2 separate regions of the Homo sapiens genome follow, and region 2 is linked to region 1. Evidence: chromatin loops called from intact Hi-C (ENCODE). Cell type or tissue: heart right ventricle. All regions are shown on one strand.

What was found. Hi-C counts contacts between places; a loop is a spot of excess contacts. Peaks named below come from ENCODE experiments on the same cell type or tissue, not always from the same donor. Only the 100,000 strongest peaks of a DNase experiment are listed, where the experiment ranks them.
Region 2: a loop joins it to region 1, with 5 times the contacts of the local background. A loop is called at or near these places in 4 of 110 quality-filtered maps.

What each region holds. Positions count from the first base shown.
Region 1 is chr4:151,685,180-151,690,179 of GRCh38, reverse strand. It overlaps GATB (glutamyl-tRNA amidotransferase subunit B), which reads left to right. Exons shown (of 13, transcript NM_004564.3): 10 at 1,417-1,550. Among named protein-coding and RNA genes, the nearest start is that of GATB, 73 kb to the left of the region's middle. RefSeq lists enhancers at 1,717-2,217, 2,218-2,718. In heart right ventricle, no CTCF peak of the experiment used is centred here; no DNase peak of the experiment used is centred here; H3K4me3 peaks cover 648 bases; H3K27ac peaks cover 4,631 bases.
Region 2 is chr4:152,036,888-152,041,887 of GRCh38, reverse strand. No RefSeq gene overlaps it. Among named protein-coding and RNA genes, the nearest start is that of LINC02273, 61 kb to the left of the region's middle. RefSeq lists a silencer at 327-406. In heart right ventricle, no CTCF peak of the experiment used is centred here; a DNase peak (open chromatin) is centred at 2,647; H3K27ac peaks cover 4,923 bases.

The DNA of each region.
Region 1 (5,000 bases):
ACTTGGAGAGCACTTTTGTTAGTATATCTTGCTTCTTTCCAGTATCTCATTTTTTCCAGAAAATTCTTTTGGTTAATGAAGGGTCTCTGAAAGGAGCAGGGGTAGAAGCCTTAGGTGCAGTGTGAACTTAAAAGGAATATTTCAAGAAAAGTTTGTTTGATTTGAATTTCCATGGGTAAAGGAAATCTGCTACTTAAAACGTATATCCTCTGAATTTGGAAATTTCAGCCTTCCCTTTCTGAGCAGCACAGTTTTTATTTTTCTTATTGAAATAGTAGGGGTGGACTTACCTAAATTTCTTGATTGTGTCAAAACTATCTGAGCTGGCAGCAAGCTGTAGTATAGAACCTGGTAAGTGCCTCAGGGCTGGTCGTATGCATAGTTGTGGCAGTTGCAGTATTTAAAGGTGAACATGGTATGATAAGAATGCGCGCCTCATGTGTGATTTCCAACACACATACATGCTGACGGGAGACACCAATTCCGTCTGCTGATATTAGGTTGGTGCAAAAGTAATTGCGGTTCTTGCCATTGAAAGATGGCAAAACTGCAGTTACTTTTGCACCAACCTAATACTGAGCAGCTGCCATGGCCCAGCATGGACTTAGCTGTAGCTATATCGTGAACAGGGAGGGCACAGCCCTGACTCGTGGGGCTGACAGTTCAGAGGGGGAGAAGTGGTACAGTCTTGATGAAACAAGTCTCCAGCTGATCATTTCCCCAGGAAACGATGAGAGGCAGGGCATCTTGTACCTGGCCCAGCTCAGAAGGCTGGGACACTGCTGCCCTCTCCACCTGTTATTAAGTGGCCTAAGTGGGTCACATGTGCCCATGTTCTCCCTCACTTTGAAAACATTTCAGAACCATTCCTGTCTATTTCTTGTCATGATGTGAGAATCAGTACAGGTATGATCCACTTTTGATTTTTCAGAGGTAGAATATTCTGTTTGTTCTTTCTTGATTTTGCTTTGTTTTTTACCCTCTTTTCTAGCAATTACTGGGACTTCAGCAGAGGACAGGCCTGGAAAGAACAGGGGCATTAAAGTCAGGCCAAACATTTTAGGCCCAGTTCACAGCTCAGGGATGGAGAGTGCAGGTTACACACAGCAGACACGGAGAAAGCAAGTGGGTTTGGGGGATGTGGAATTTCACCATCCCTCTGGTCTGCAAAGTCAGGGCTCTCTAAAATGTGTTTATCCTTTTGAGAAAATGCTATGTAAATGCACAGTGACAGTAGTAGAATAGTTGTCATTAGCTGAAAGTGATCAGAATGTTCTGGTGACATCTCAGGGTTTAGCAAAGAAAAAGTGGCTGTCTCAGAGGAGGCAGAGGGGACAGTTTCAGATTTGCCTTCAGAATGCTGATCTTTCATTTTTGGGGAGGCTTTATGTAATTTTCTTTTTTTTTTTTTAACAGAACGAAGTCGGCCTACTGGAGTTCTTCCAAAATGTGATAAAAGAAACTAGGGCAGAGCCAAAAAAGGTGACTAGTTGGGTCCTCAACACTTTTCTGGGCTATTTAAAGCAACAGAACCTCGCTGTCAGTGAGAGGTGAGTGAGGTCTGGGATTTCTTTCTTCCTTTGTGATGAGCTCTGTCCAGAAGTGCTGGAAATAGGGCAGGTCCATTTTTTTGCTCCTGCTGTTCTCCCTCAGGATATCCTGACATGACACAAACATCCCCTGTGGACTCCACATTCTAAATATGTTCTCTAGCCCGTGTAAAAATGTATTTATTCCTTCAAATCTGTGACTGTGCACTGTGTCCTCTGCACTGTGTCAGAGGCTGGGGGCACAAAGATGAATGAGACAGACATTTACAAACTTGTGGAGGATACAGATCTGTAAGGAAACAGCCACCCCAGGGTGATCCTGTCATGCCAGAAGCATGCACGGGGTGCTGGGAATGCACAAAAAGGGGAGTTGAACAGAGGCTGGGGAACCAACCAGGGCTCCCCTCGGGAGGGGACGTTTGAGCCATGCCCTGAAGCATTAGGGGAGAGTCGCTCTGCAGTGGGAGGGACAGATCACGCAGACAAAGCAGAGTGCGAAGCTCAGAGAGCAGCAGCACAGCAGGCTCAGGAACGCCAGAAGCTGCAGGGGCCGGAGGCAGGCAGGTGGGAATGGTGGGGACAGAGCCGCGGAGATGACCAAGGGCCACCTGGAGAACTGTGTCTGCCTTTATCACCAGCTCTTGACAGCCATAGACTACAAGCTCATGCCAGTTTCACACTGCGGAAATGCAGTGTGTCTCACTCAACTCAGGCCACTATATTCCATAGACTGGGTGGCTTCAGCAACATGTCTTTCCCATGATTTTGGAGGTGGGGAAGGTCCAGGATCCGGGTGCCAGCTGATGCATTCCTGGGTGAAGCCCTCTGCCTGGCTCACAGATGTCCTCACATGACAGGCAGGAGTTGAGGGGTGAAACAGGAAGGGGGGAGGGAGAGAAGGCCCTCCAATCTCTTCTTATAGGATCCCCATTCCCACTATGGGGACCACACCCTCGTGACCTCTTCTAGACCTCATTACTCCTCCAGGGCCCCATCCCCTAAAACCATCGCGCTTCAATATAGGAATTTGGGGTGGGACACAAATATTCAGCGTCTGAGAGCAGACTAGAAGCAGGAATTCCATTTGGGAACCTCTTTCAGGAATGCGGATGAGAAATGCCCCAGGCCTGAGCCAAGGTGGCAGTGGCTGGGTTGAAGTGAGCTAGGCCAAGTTGAGAGCAATTATCTCAATTGGCAGAACTTCCAGATTTCTTGCTTGGGCAGAGGTGAAACAGAGGGCAGACTTTTTCAATGTAGGAGGAGCTAAAGGAAAAGGAATAAACTTTATAGGCCGGGGGTGAGGGAAGATGCCGTATTCCATTTCAGACGTGCTGACTTCGAGCTGCCTGCAGGACAGACATCACCCCCACGGGGCTAACCAGTAGGCAAGATCTATGAGTCTGCAGCTGATAAGATCTTGGGGAGGTTTGCAGTTGAGAGTTATCTCGTTGGTTCATTATTCAGCTCATGTTCACTTAGCCTCTGCTGTGTGCTAAGGTCTGTGCCCAGCATGAGAAGCGCAGTTCCTGGGACAGACACCAGCCCTGAATCAAAGCACAGGCAGCCTTGAAGCTGGTGGCTACAGTCAGTGACAGGGGTGCTCTGAGAGGGGAAGAAGGTAGCAGCTAAGCTAAGACCTGAGGAGAGGATGAGCAGGGACAGGCCAAGGCTGACAGGGAAAAGTGTTCCAGGCATGGGGAAAAGCACGTGGAGAAATCTGAGGTGAGTCTGGGCATGAGAGTTTGGGGAATCCAGGGACACAGCACAACGTAAGTGGAACATGGACTCAGCAGCATCTGTACTTGAAGCTGTTGGACAGATGAGAACTTTCAGGGAGGGTGCAGCGTGCCAGGGTGGCTGGGGAACGAACCTGAAGCTCTTTAGCCTTTAACTGGGAAGCGTGCACAGAGAAGGAAATGCAGGCGCGATGGCACAGAAGTAGAAGGAAAACCAGGAAACTGGGGGGTGGGGGGGGGGCGGGGCGGGGACTGGTGACACAGAAGCCAAGGGAGAGGCAAGTTTCAAGAAGGAAAGAATGGGCAGTAGGTGTCACTTTGGGGCATCAGAAAGAGAGTTCTCTGGGGGCACATAGGCAGGTGGCAGGGCCCTTGCAAGGTCCCGGGGCAGGGGGAGCCCAGGCTGGGTGGGTGTGTCATTGTCTCAGCAGCATCCCGGGGAGTGAAGACAGACAGATATTGACAAATAACTCCCAACAGTTGTTTGCCCAAATAAGTTAACTCTAGATGGTGTCAACTCCATGTTCAGCCACTGGATATGGATGCACACATCCATGTGTTAGTGTGGCCCGGGTGTTAGTTCCCTTCCCGACTCGGCTGCTCAGCTTGAATGAGTTCCCCCTCTGACCCTCAGTTTCCTCACTGTAAAATGAAAATGGCAGGACGTGCCTCAGAGAGCTTTTGAGGGAAAAAGTCACAGTGCCCGGCACGTTGTGGGCCTCGGTGTGAGCCACCTTCTCTTTGCCAGGGTGGTGTGCTGAATACCAGAGCACCTGCCACCCTCCTGAACTCTTGTGGCATCTGCTGCCTCTTTGTCTTTTTTTTGTTTTGTTTTGTTTTTTAGACAGAGTCTCGCCCTGTCACCCAGGCTAGAGTGCAGTGGCACAATCTCTGCCCACTGCAACCTCCACCTCCCAGTTTCAAGTGATTCTCAAGTCTCAGCCTCCTGAGTAGCTGAGATTACAAGCACCCGCCACCACACCCAGCTAATTTTTGTATTTTCTTTTTAGTAGAGACAGGGTTTCACCATGTTGGGCAGGCTGGTCTCGAACTCCTGATCTCAAGTGATCAGCCCGCCTTGGCCTCCCAAAGTGCTGGGATTACAGGCGTGAGCCACCGCGCCTCTTGGTCTTTCATCCCTGTCCTCCCGGGTTTGGCCTCTCCATTCAGAAATTCTGGTGTTGGTGCTGAAAATGTGTGGCTGTTCTGTGGAGGCAGGAGCCGTGCTGAAGAGTTTATGGATGGGATACAGCTCTACCAGAGTCTTCAAGGCTCAACAGGATTTGGTGAGGGAGAGGGCAGTGCCTACCTGGAGCCCAGGTGCAGGAACAGCAAAGAACTGGAATGATTGGGAAGGAGAGGAGCGTAGCTGGCAGGAGCAGAGGGTGGAAAGAGGCCAAGAGGTGTGGCTGTGTGCAGAGCCAGAGCTGAGCCGGAATAGGGAGCCTCTGGAACGTCAGGGGGATTCAGCCATGAACCCATCAGGTGCAGAGCCCCACTCTGCAGTGTGTGGGGGATGACCAGGACCCGGTTCTACCCCACAGGTGCTGTCAGCCTCCTGGGGAGGACTAGAACTTGTGCATCAGAATTTTAATTCAAGGCAGAATGGGATGCTTCCAGTGTTAGAACTAGACACAGTGCAGTGGGAACAGAGAGGAGGGAGATTCACACCAGCCAGAAGAGTCCAGGAAAGCTCCAAGAAGATGAGGTGTTT
Region 2 (5,000 bases), 350 kb before region 1:
TGCTCTCTGGAACCTCGAGAGTTCTGGAAGTCTTTGTGAGGATGATGGGACTTTAGCTTGCCCTGAAGTCTGGCCTGGGGAGGTAGGAGTGGGATAGGGCATGCAGGGAGGGGATTTTAGGGTGGGGGAGACGGCCAGATCCTGGAAAAAGAGGAGGCAACAAAGTAGCAGTAAAAAGAGAAGCTACTGCCGAAAACAGTTCCAGGAAAGGAAAGAAGGATTGCTCCGCAGTGTCCAGCCCTCCACAGAGGCAAACAGAGGAAGACAGAGAACAGGCCCCTGATGATTTTAAGAGGACCAATTTTGTCTCAGTAGTAAAGGTAAGATGGACTGTAGCTGGTGGGTGGGGGCGGTGGGGAAGTGAAAGGGCTCTTGGTGGTTGGTTTGTAAAAGAGCAAAGCAACCAAGGCACTGGAAACCTGCAGTGTGACCCAAAAACACACAGGCTACCCGAGCAGGTGGCAGGCATCTCTCCACCAGGAGGGAGACGCTGGAGGAAAATAGAGACTTTTAAAATGGCTTTGATGACCCAAACCCCAGGAACTGTGAAGACTAGGTTGGCAGCAATAAAGCAAACACTAGGAATAAATGAAACAGTGCTTGCCTCTAAAAACCCTGGGGAGACCCTGGCTCCTGTTTTGAGCTGGGCTGTGTCAGGAGCTCACATGTTCAGAAGCTGATTATGTGCTAGGCACTGTGTTGAGCCTTTAAAATACATACTTCCATTTAGTCCTCACAGTCAGCCTCGAAGGTAGAGAAAGTGTTCCCATTTAACAGATGAGGACACTGAGGGTATGGGAAGTCTAGAATTTATTTAAAGTTAAACACAAACTGGAGGTGATATGCAAACTCAGGTCTTTCCTTAAAACCCACACTCTTCCTACTACTACTGACTGCCCCTTACAGAAAGGATGGGATTCACTCATTGAGCACATAGTCCTCAATCACTCATGGTGTGAGCTCCTGTTTACCACACCTTTGGGATATGCCAGGCATGTTTTATGTTTTTTTACATGTGCTAACTCATGTAATCCTCACATGCCTTATGAAAAGCTCTTCTATTAATATTATTCTCATTTTGGAAATGGAGGCACAGAGAGGTTAAATAACCTACCTAAGGTCACGCAGAATAAACAGTGCAAGGATTCAAATCTAGGCAGCCTGGATCCAGAGCCCACATACTTAACCTTAATACTCATGCTGGACTGGGTGCGGTGGCTCATGCCTGTAATCCCATCACTTTGGGAGGCAGATCACTTGAGGCCAGAGGTTTGAAACCAGCCTGGCCAACATGGAGAAACCCTGTCTCTACTAAAAATTCAAAAATTAGCCAAGTGTGGTGGTGGGCACCTGTAATCCCAGTTACTCAGGAGGCTGAGGCAAAAGAATCGCTTGAGCCCCGGAGGCAAAGGCTGCAGCTGCAGTGAGCCGAGATCACACCACTACACTCCGGCCTGGGCAACAGAACGAGACTCCATTTGGAAAAAAAAAAAAAAAAAAAGCCGAAAACACCAAAGAAACAAAAACTCACGCTGTATTCTGCATCCCAGTGGATGTCCCTGTGTGCCAGGCTTCTTCTCCATCCTAATGTTTCCTGTCTAATGTGCCCACTGGAGAGGCTCTCTGGATGGGAAAGCTGACGCCACTGAAATTTTCTGGGAACAGAAGGCCAGAGGTGGTGGGTGGGAAGCTTTTGTGGCTGTCAGTTCTATGCTAATGACATCTGCTTCTTGGCAGGGGCACCTCTGATCCTAAGGTGAGATTAGTTCAGTCCCTTTCAGCACCTGGTTTTGGGATCTGAGAAGTCTGAATGTTAGGGGTAACAGTGCATGGACCAGGGAGGCAACTCACCCAACTACTCTGCTGTCCAAATAATTTTTTTTTAATTAAAAACTCCTCTTGGGAGATTATAGGGAGAGCACAAGCAGGTGGTGCTAAGAGTGAGAAAAATCTTCTCTGTCCCTTGGGGAATGACTAAGAGCAATGCCTATTCTACTGAGATTTGCAGTTCAATTTATCTTCCTTAAATGACCACATAGGAAAATGATCACAGCAGCGAAGCGACATTAGAAATGTGGAATGGATAAATAAAACTTTGGATGAGCGCACCGGCTGCTGAACCCATTTGAAAAATGGAGATCTGAGAAGCACACAGACTGAACTGTGAGAAGCCCTTGGAAGGAAGGTGTCGGAACAAATGTCAAATGTTTATCTGGACTAAAAGATAAACTGATGTGCACAAGCCCTCAGGCCCTTGCAGGTTTCCTTCTTCATGGGCAAGGCTGTGGTTTCCATAGGTCATTTCCCTGCAGTGGTTATAGCTGCTTTTAGCATAAGCCAAGAATCACCGTCGTTGGAGGTGGAAGGGGGCCTTTGGGGTCACACTGTATAGTCTGACCATCTCACTTTGCAAATGAGGATCTCAAAAGATAAAGTGACATGAGAGATGAAATGACATGGCCTGGTATTCCACGTGCATTTTCTTGGAGGATGTTTATAAAAATCAAACCAGTCGTCAGATTGGAATGTAGGCTACGTAGCAGCAGCCACTAACATCAGCAAACTCGACGACGTTCCAGATACTCGTGAGCTTTCTACGTACATGATCTCATGTAGTCTTCACAATGACCTGACGAGATTGGAACTAATATAGCCTGTATTTTCCTAGATGAGGACATCTAGGCCTGGAGAGATTCAGTGGCCTAACCGAGGTCACACTGCTAGGAAATGAGAGAGCCACGTCTCAACCCAGCCCTGGTACCACATCCCATGGAAACCCTGCTCTGCTGCCTTCTAACAAGACAAGAGTAGGAAAATGGTCAAAGGAACCAGATGTCCCTCATGGGAATATTATTCTACAATTCAAAATCATTATAAAATCCATGTACGAATATGGTAAATGTTTATTACTTAGTGTTTAGTGAAAATGCAATACTCGATGCAAAAATATTCAGAAGAAAAATGAAAGAACACTTAAACACCAACAGTTGCTGACTAGTGTGGAAAGCTCTTTTTTCTTCTGATTTTTCCCTTTTTGAATTTTCTATAATGTGGTATAGGTCTTTTGTAGTGAACAAATAAATGTAATCATTTTTCTTTAAACAACTATCACTGTGCTCACAGAATCGATAAGAAAAAGACTAAAATGAATGGTAATATATTTTCCTTTCCTTGGCAATAAAAACTAATAAGTAATTGATTTGCACCAAGAGATAGAAGATCATTTTACAAAGTCCATACACAACACAAGTCCCTTTTCACGTTTCATCAGATGCAACAGAAACTAAAATTCCAAGAATTTAAGTTTTGAAGCTACCCTATTTTTGTGACTTGCGTAGCCTAGTCTATTAATAAAAGGAGATAACCTTGCTATGTTTACCAGCATAGTGACTAATCATTCTTTCCTTCTGTCTGTAGCTGAGTTCCAGCCAACATTAAGACTCATGGACACATTGGGTTGGAAGGTTGCTTACTGTTCACCTTCCACACACTCAGGCACAGAGAGGTGAAATCACTTGCTCAACGTCTTGTGAGTCTAAATATTTAAATGCTGAAAATAAACTCTCAGCTCCTCAAGGGCAAGACCCATTCTTTATGGTGCCAATCCCAGCACCCAGGGCAGAAGGCTTCCTTTACTAGATGAGTTAAAATCTTAGTGAGGGGCCAGGATGAAAAGTCCAGTTCAATACACAGAGGCGATGGAAGAAGTGGCTCACAGTCACTAAGCACTTCTTAAGTGCCAAGGACTATGCTGAATACCTTACAGGATTCACTTACAGGGGCTATTCACTAAATAATCCTGTGGTAGTGGTAATATTATTTCTGTGCTGAGAAAAATGTGCCAACCTGAGCCCCTTGCCCAAAGCCATAGAGCTAGCTGGTGATGGGGTCAAGATTTTAACCTAAATTTCAGAGCCAGTCCTTTTAGCCCGACTGGGACTCACAGCACCAACTCAAGCCCTTAGGCAGGTTTTCATTCCCAAAGAGTTCAGAAACTTGCCCGAAGGAAGAAGGGGAACTAGACTGAGTGCCAAATGTCTGTAGGCCTGAAACATGACCAACATATTTGTTGCAATTCAGTAAACCTTAAAATGACCACCTCATAAAAACCAATCCGTGCCTCTTCCACTCTTCTCCATACTCAAGCTTGCCTCCAAGTAAAATAAGTTGTATTAGCCTGTGGTCAACTTGCTCTTAGTTACTTAGGGTGGGCACTCATTTTTAATAGAACTTGTGTTCAAATGTAAACATGCTAACTCAGCATTCATTCAATGTACATATCTCAAGTTTCAGGCCTGTGCAAGGCATGAGGTAAGGATGTGGTAGCAAAGTTCTTTTTTAATATAGCATCTGACCTCAAGATTTTTTTTTTTTTTTTTGAAATGGAGTCTCACTCTGTTGTCTAGGCTGGAATGCAGTGGCACAATCTCAGCCTACTACAAACTCCACCTCCCAAGTTCAAGCGATTCTCCTGCCTCAGCCTCCCAAGTAGCTGGGATTACAGGCGTCCACCACCACACCCAGCTAATTTTTGTATTTTTAGTAGAGATGGGGTTTCACCATGTTGGTCAGGCTGGTCTTGAACTCCTGACCTCAGGTGATCCACCTGCCTCAGCCTCCCAAAGTGCTGAGATTACAGGCGTGAGCCACCACGCCTGGCTGACCTCAAGAATTTTTAAATCCATCAGCTTTCACTGTGAGCCAGATGGATTCAAAGGAGGCCAATAGGTGATGCCTTTGCTGTTGTTCATTAATAGTGAGGATTGCATGCTCATATGTTTGCCAGAGGAATTATGTAAATATTTGTATATTCTAATACCCATCAAGGTGGGCCTCAACTCCCTGCACTGAAAAGACTGAGTTCTGTTTCCTCTGTTAAAATTAAGTGGTCCTGGTTGAATTCAGGGTACACTGTCTTAACCAGTCAATGTGTAGAGCCAGTAAAATTGGCATCGAAGGAAAGAAAGAGAAAGGAACAAGCAGACATAAGATAACTGAGA